Linked DNA regions of Homo sapiens: region 2 is linked to region 1. The links are chromatin loops, found by intact Hi-C in ENCODE. Cell type or tissue: adrenal gland. All regions are shown on one strand. Each heading gives the region's core, and the rest is flanking DNA. Links, peaks and the distances in the headings are about the cores only.

What was found. Peaks named below come from ENCODE experiments on the same cell type or tissue, not always from the same donor. Only the 100,000 strongest peaks of a DNase experiment are listed, where the experiment ranks them.
Region 2: a loop joins it to region 1, with 2.0 times the contacts of the local background. A loop is called at or near these places in 27 of 110 quality-filtered maps.

Annotation. Positions count from the first base shown.
Region 1 is chr10:78,850,632-78,854,574 of GRCh38, forward strand. No RefSeq gene overlaps it. Among named protein-coding and RNA genes, the nearest start is that of ZMIZ1-AS1, 210 kb to the right of the region's middle. RefSeq lists an enhancer at 811-1,398. In adrenal gland, for the core only: a CTCF peak has its summit at 2,412 (motif pointing right); a DNase peak (open chromatin) is centred at 2,459.
Region 2 is chr10:79,050,296-79,054,238 of GRCh38, forward strand. All of the region lies in intron 4 of ZMIZ1-AS1 (ZMIZ1 antisense RNA 1), which reads right to left. Among named protein-coding and RNA genes, the nearest start is that of ZMIZ1-AS1, 15 kb to the right of the region's middle. In adrenal gland, for the core only: a CTCF peak has its summit at 2,183; DNase peaks (open chromatin) are centred at 1,116, 1,376 and 2,596; H3K27ac peaks cover 195 bases.

The DNA of each region.
Region 1 (3,943 bases), core at 869-3,368:
CTCACTGGGACCCAAATAACTGGGTTATGGAACTCTCCACCCTTACACCAACGTGACTCTGAGTCAGGAAATATGCACCATCTAATTACACAAGGCATATGCCAGGGTCTGCATCTCCAGGTTGGTAGCTTAGTCCACTCAGCTCTCATCCAAGCAGTGGGTGATGGAGCAGCCTGGCACATTGGCTGGGAGACCAAGAACAGCTTGCTGCATTGTGCTTGGGCATGCCTTACTTTTAGGAGGCAGCACTAGCCAGTAATACTGGTCTGGCCCTATACAGTGGACATTGGTATAGCCAGGGGTCCCTAGTACTGGGTTTGTTAGCAGCTCTAGTGAGCAACAAAGACAGCTGCATCGAAAATGCATGAAGGAACCACACCCTTAGCAACTCCCAAAAATCACCAGGGAAGGGAAGTTTGCAAGGCTCTGAAATTCCTGAGACAGCAGATGGATTCAGATCAGGCGATCAGCAGGTGCTCATGCTAGTATGAGAACCAGTGCCTGGTGACCAGGTCATTCAGGTCAGGCTTGACCCTGCGGCCCCCAGCCAGCCCTGGGGGAATACTCCCTGGACACACAATGGGTGGGGTTGCCATGAGCTGTCAATGCTGAGATGGGAGCTCTGAAGCCCAAAGCAAGCCAAGCTGAGTTGCATGAGACACAGGACTTGAGTGAGGAGCCCGGGCTGGGCCAGAGCCTGATGCCAGTTCCAGGTCCAGGGAAACAGCAAGTCAAGGTGAGAGCCAGTTCAGGAATCAGGGTCATGGACAAATCCAAATTCAGTCAGAGGAGGCCGAGGATACAAGGCCAGGTGATAGCTACCAGGCGGTTTGGGCATGTTCCCTGGTGGAGGAGGCCAGAGCTTCCTCAGAAGGCCCAGCCCCAGGGGCCATGGCCTTACCAGGCCTCCAATATGGGCATCTTGCAGGCCGATTGGGACAGCAGGCACGGGCGGAAGCCTGTTTGAACTTTCTCAGCCTTGTATCTGAGGAGGGAATTAAACTGTTCTGTTCTACTAGGGCGTTTCATTGACTTCTGGCAAAACATGATGTCCTGCTTCAAAGGGAAGGCAACACACAGGCTTAGGAGGCTCGTTGGACATCAAAGGGCTATTAGAGAACAGCATCCTGATGAGCTAATTGCAAATGCAGCCCAGGCAGATGGAGCACATTTGCCCAGGAACATATGGGCTCACACATCCAGGGAGAGGGTGCCGGGGACAAGATGTGTGCTGGGCTTTGGTGGACCCAACATGTTTGCAAAATAATTCAAGATGTTGCCTCAGCCTCAGCTCCACTGCCCTCCTCTCCCCTCCCCTTCTGCATTCCATCAAGCTGGGGGTGGAGGACAGAGAGCAGGATCCCGATGCCTCTGAAAAGGAAGAGCCCTGGAGATCAGTGACAAGGACTGGGCCCAACAGACCAGACACTCCTCCCAGAGCCACAGGCACATATGAGTGGGAGAGAGGTCCTTCCTTATCCCCAGAGGCTGCTCCAAACTGTGTGCCCTGGACCAACAGCAGGAGGGGCGGGTACCAGTGGGCACCAGGATGGGCTATCCCCAGCCTCACCCACCCATCATTCTCTGCCCTGAAACAGTTGCAGAAGCCTCCTCCAGCTCCAGGATTCCAACATGTCAGGGAACCCTGAGACCATCCAGCCTAACTTATCCATCCCAGGGAACCCTGGGTCAGACCAGTGAAGGGGGCAGGTCCCCAGACCCTCACCCACCATGATAAGCAACTCCATTTTTATCTAGTTTGTATATCAGGATTATATGTAAGGTTTTCCTTGGAAAAAAAAAAAGAGCTCTACATTGCTGATCAAATGACTTCTCCGGAACAACCACTTCATCTTACAAGTCAGGAAACAGAAGCCGAAATGAGTGTGACTGCCCAGGTGACACACAGCAAGTTAAGGGCAGAGCCAAGACTGGGGTCCAGGACCCGGTGCTCTGGCCATCACACAAGGCTCACACCACATCAGTTCATATAGCCTGACCCTCGATGCCCGGCAGGGGTCCCAGGCCACAGCCAAGACTTGGCCTCCCTGGGCCCCCCCAAACACACAGCCTTCAAGGAGTGGGGGCTTCATCAGCAGGACCCTGTGCCTTCACAATCAGGAAGGCCCCTCAATGTCAGTAGCCCCCCACCCCTCACCAGGCTCAGCTGATGAAGGACAAAGGTGGCCAGGAGGCTAGGGGGAGCTTCTGAGGAGGAAGGCGGGAAGACACGTGGGAGGAAACACCATGTGAAATTAAGACTGACTCTGCTGACCCTTCTAAAATGACAGGCTGCAAGGACAGCAGGGAGGAGGGAGGAAATTGGAGGAGTTGCATGGGCCTTGGAGGTGGCCTTGTCCTGCCTATTTATTGTACAGATGAGAAATTCAAGACTGAGCCAGCAGGAGGCACTGCCCAAGGTCCACAGCAAGGCAGAGGCTGAGCCCTACCCCGACTAAAGCAGTCCAGAGGCTTTGGGCAGCTGGGATAAGCTCCCAATTCATCCACATGGCCGAATTCCTACAGCCTGGTTTCCAACCTCCTCTGTTTCCCCTTCCTCTTCACTCTCAAGCTCTCAGTCAGCATCCTGGCTTCTCCTTCACCACTCTGATCATGGTCTTAACTGATGGACTTATCCATGTGGTTCTTTCATAAATTCTGGTCTCCCCTGCCCCAGACCACAAGTTTCATGAGGGCAGGAGATATGCTTTGCTCCTTGCAGGATCTTCAGTGCTCAATATGTATTTGATGAATGAATGAGTGAATAGATGAATGAATATATCGTAGCTCTTTCTGACTTCAAAGCCTGCCACGGCTCTTTCCCACCATTGTGATTTTACTGATAAGCCCCTTACTCAATATTGAGGTGACTCACGATCTTATTCAAGTCTTTTTTTTTTTTTACTCCTATCTCTCCATTTTTCTCTCCACTCTTACCACCACCCCACACACTACACAGGCTCTGGACAAAGTCTACCCCTACTCCAGAAGACTCTGACCTCACAGGCCACAGCTTGAGACCTAAAATATCCCCTCCCCCACTACTACCCTTTGTCTAGATGACAGCATCCCCTTGATTCCCCTACAGCCAGCTCAGATGTCCCCTCTTCTTCCTCTCCTGTGAGCCTTCTGCCAACCCAGCCTCTAGGCAGCATAGCTGTCTTCCTCCTGGGTGGGCAACCATTAGGTACAGTTTGATAACTGGGATAGTACACATATATAGATGTTCCTTGACTTACAAAGGGGTTACATCTTGATAAGCCCATCATAAGTTGAAAATATTGTAAGTTGCCCATGCAACTTACAATCCTCAACCTGCTGAACATCTTACATAGCTTAGCCTAGCCTAACTTAAACATGCTCAGAACAGTTACATTAGCTCTCAGTTGGGCAAAATCATTGTGCAACACAGTACACTGTACAGTGGGAGTTGTTGACTCTGGTGATCACGTGAGTGATGGAGCTACAGTGCACTGTCACTGCTGAGCATCGCGAGAAAATATCATGCTGCTTGTTCTCACTTATAGGTGGGAATTGAACAATGAGAACACATGGACTTAGGAAGGGGAACATCACACACCGGGGCCTGTTGTGGGGTGTGGGGAGGGGGGAGGGATAGCATTAGGAGATATACCTAATGCCAAATGACGAGTTAATGGGTGCAGCACACCAACATGGCACATGTATACATATGTAACAAACCTGCAGGTTGTGCACATGTACCCTAAAACTTCAAGTATAATAATAAAATTTTTTTTAAAAAAAGAAAGTATCGTGCTGCCGTCTCCTGAATGTATATTAGTTTTGCACCATTGCAAAGTGGAGATATCTAAGTCAAACCACCATAAGACAGGGACTGTCTGTACAAGTAAGTATTTGTTTCCATGTTTGTTTCTACCATGAAAGACTGCGCCCTCCACAGGACTGGAAATGTGCTTACCTA
Region 2 (3,943 bases), core at 1,012-3,511, 200 kb after region 1:
AGTGACCTCATCTGCTAAAGAAAGATTATGGAGATTTCTGCCCACCAGCAAGCGAGTCATCAGTTCTGCAGCAGATGCCAGCTGGGTGTCCCCTAATTCAATTCACTTCAAACACCATCCACCTGGAGATAGCATCAGATCCCACAGGGTGAGGATTCAGTCCCCTAACTCTGAGCCCCACTTCTGATGCCCACCGCAAACCCCAGGTTATTCTGCCTGTGCTTCTGACCGTTCGTCTATGAATCGGGGTTCCCACAACCCCCTGCTTGGGTCTGATTAATTTGCCCGAGCGGCTCACAGAACTCTTGGAAAAATGTTTACTGGTTTATAACAAAAGATATTTTAAAGGATACAAATAAACATCCAGATGAAGAGAGGCACAGGGCGAGGTCCGGAAGGGGTGCTCCCATGCCCTCTCTTGGAGTGCCACCTTCCAAGTGCCTCCAAACGTTCAGCTGTCTGGAGGCTCCCGGAACCCAGATTTGTTGCGTTTTTATGGCGATGTCATTATGTAGTCATGATTGATTAAAACATTGGCCATTGGTGATCAACTCAACCTTCAGCCCTTCTCCCCACCCACCCCCAGATGGGGGAGGTGGGGCTGGAAGCCCCAACCCTCTAATCCTTGGTCTTTCTGGTGACCAGCCCACATCCTGAAGTGTCCTAGGAGCAGCCAGCCAGCAATCAACTCATTAGCATACAAAAAGAAACTTATCACTTTGGAGAGTCCAAGGATTTTAGGAGTCCTATGCCAGGAAATGGGATGGGAGGAGGGGGAAACAAATATGTATTTCACCATATCTCAAGGGTAATAAAACATGCCTTGGGCAGTCTGGAGACATGGTGAGCTCAGAGGGTGAGGCACTTCCTGGAAGCCCAGTGAACATATTTGTGCCCCTCTTCTGGAAACTGCAAAACCCCCCAGAAGGTGAGAGGCAAATTCACTGAGCGCAGTGAAAGTCAGCTCCACTCTTGCATTGGGAGGAGGGGAGGGGCTACAGAAAATGGGAGTAGGGGTGCTCAGAATAAAACTGTCCCTGTCACAGTGGCTGCTCAGCTGGTCTGTGGCCTCTGCTGGGGCCAGCGCTGGACCTGCCCTGCCTTCTCCCCACATATTTGCTAAGCATCTTCAGCCTCCTGCAACACAGGGTCACGTGGCACGATTTCACCCACACACGTACATGCCGCCTGAGTTACAGACCCCCTGTACTCCATTTTCTCACTGACCCTACGGAAGGTCTTGGAGTTCCCATTATTTGAACCAATAAACTGAGACTAGGAGAGGCAAGGCAGCTTCACCCACATCCCACCATGCAAAGCAATTCAAGCACTGAAACTAGGTCTAAGAGGTCTGGATTATTTTCACCTTCCAGCGCGTGCAAAGGAACCCAAAGCAAAAGTCTCCGGCAAGAAAGGGGTCTTTGGGAGCCACCAAGTTTCTGAACAGGGGAGTGGTGTGATTAGGTGGGCCACAGAAAACTGCACTGAGGACCTTGAGCCTGAGGACAGCAAGACTGGCAAAAAGGCCATCGTAGAAGTACAGGCAACTGGGAGTGCGGAGGCGAGTGTGGGGTCAGTGCTGCTATGCCAGATCACCACGGGTCTCCGTGTCAGCCTGTGTGTGGCCTCAGAGGTGGGCAGAGGAGCAACAGAGGAGGAGTGGGTTGGGATGTGGAGGGGATTTAGACGGTGCTCACGGCCTTCCACACTGACTGCCAGCTTTCATTCTTCCAACACGCCCTGCAGTGGGCCCACCTCCCCAGACAGGAGCAGCGGGAGGCTCAGAGGCAGGCGTGACTCCCCCAGTGAGAGGCAAGCCCCCAAGGCCGCCGCGGGACTGTGCCCGCTCCCCATCACACACCAGGCTCCTGTGCCCACCACTTTTTTCTAGGCTGATTCCCCATGCCAGCTTGATGAACAATCTAATAAAGGGGGCAATCACATTATTCCTGAATGCATTTTAATAAAAATCAAATAAAAGCAATTATGTGAATTTCCAAGAGGATCACCTCTTCTCCTTTCCCTGAGGTAGGAAACGGAATGAATTCAGGAAATCATTAAAATCAGAAACCCGAGCTGTGTGCCACTGCCGCGCTGGCGGCTGCTACACAAAGGCAGCAGGGAAACCCAGTCCCTGGCGGCAGCACGGGTGCATTTCTTAGCTCTTTGAGTGGAAATTCCACCTATGGGTGAAGAAGGGTAATTAAGGGCCAGGAGAGATGCTTTGAATGCAGGCTGCCTTTGCCCCTCCAGTGCAAACTTCCCAGCTTCAAAGGGGACTCAGACTCCCTGAGTGAGAGCTCTCCAACCTGGCTGCTGGGGGCCTGGCGGGGAGGGCAGGGGCAGGGCTCGGGAGAGGGTCCCCAAATGAGTGCAGCTCTCCCCTGTATGGGGGAAGTGCACCTCTCAGCCTGACTGGAGGCCAGAACGCTGGGTGTGAGTGCACAAGGGACCCACTGAGAGTTGGTAGGTACCTGTTCCTCCCTCCAGCATCCCCAAAAGGGACACAAGCCTTGTGATTTGCAAGGCCCTTCTGATGTCTCATTGGTTATTCTGTCCTCCATGTGACCCTGGGATTGATGTGCTCATTTGGGGCTGAGGCTGTTGCAGCCAGAGGCAGCCAGGGACATGCCCAAGGCCAACCAGCTGGTGAGGCAATGTCAGGACTGGAATTTGGGTTCGAAATCCTGGGGCCACGAGGCAGGCCCAAATCCTGTGGGTCCAGGTGTTCTGGACACAACTTGGCTTGGCCACACATTCTTGCTTACAAGAATAAGCACTGACCACCCCAACTGCCATTTCCTGGGCCCTGATCCGAGACAATGCCTCCCTCTCCAAACATCATGAAGTATGTTCATCTTTTCGGTACAGGTTAGGGACTAAGATTCAGCAGGATGAAGCCTCCTGCCCACAGCCCACAGCTAGAAGTGAGGAATCCTGGATTCTGCCCTGGGCTGTCACAGTGTCCATAGCCAAAGATTCTAATGGCCATGCCATAATGCCATCCTCTTCCCAGAAAGGGGCCTTCACTCAGGGTCTTCCAGGTTGCATTTGGGTGCCAGGCAAGGAAAGACAGGGATCCTCCAGCCCCTATATTCACGCTGGCCGAAACTCCATGTCATCCTGCCACCTTAAGGGTGGGCCAATAGTGGCCCAGAAGGGAGCACCTGATCATGCCTCAGATCATCCTCCTCAGCCACCAGGGTCCTAATTCTCAGACTCGGGGGGCGGGGGGCGGGGAGGGCAAGAAGAGACAGGAAAGTGGGCAGCCTGAGTTAAAGGAACAAACTGGGTCTGGGAGGGAGAGGGCCAGCACTCGCCATGGGCATCCTTAGGCAACTCCCATCACCTCTCTGGGCATGTGTGCATGTGTGTGTATGTGTGTATGTGTGCATGCGTGTGTGTGGTATGTGTGTTGGGGGAGGGGTGGCCCGGTCCCCAGTTCAGACATGGGGTAGTGCTGTCCTACACGGTCCAGTCTAACTCAGGTCAGAGCTTCCCTTAATTCCTCCTGCTGCTAACAGCTGTGATGCCCTCCTACAGGATGCCCAGGGAAATGCCCCCCAAAAAGTGTGGTTTCCAGTAGGGGAAAGGAGGGTGCAGGAGAGGATTCTGGGTGGGCCCTGTCAATGCCAGTTTTCTCTTGAAGTAGGGGTTTCTGGCACTTAGGATGGAGAATTGAGCACCGGACTGCTGGTCTCATTGTCCGTCCCCTCTGTTGACTCAACAGGTGCCCCTCTCAGGCATCAGGACCTCAAAGTCCTCCTCTGGGAAGTAGAGGCGGGGGTGCCTGGCCTTGGGGGCTCCTGTGCAGGGGGACCAGGACAGAAAGACACTGTGTGAGTGCTCAGTCATTCCTGTCCCCTAGGGGCCAGCTGCCCTGCGCACTGCTCTGCCCCAACCCCTCAGGTCTTGCACACAGCAGGCACTCCATAAATGTGCA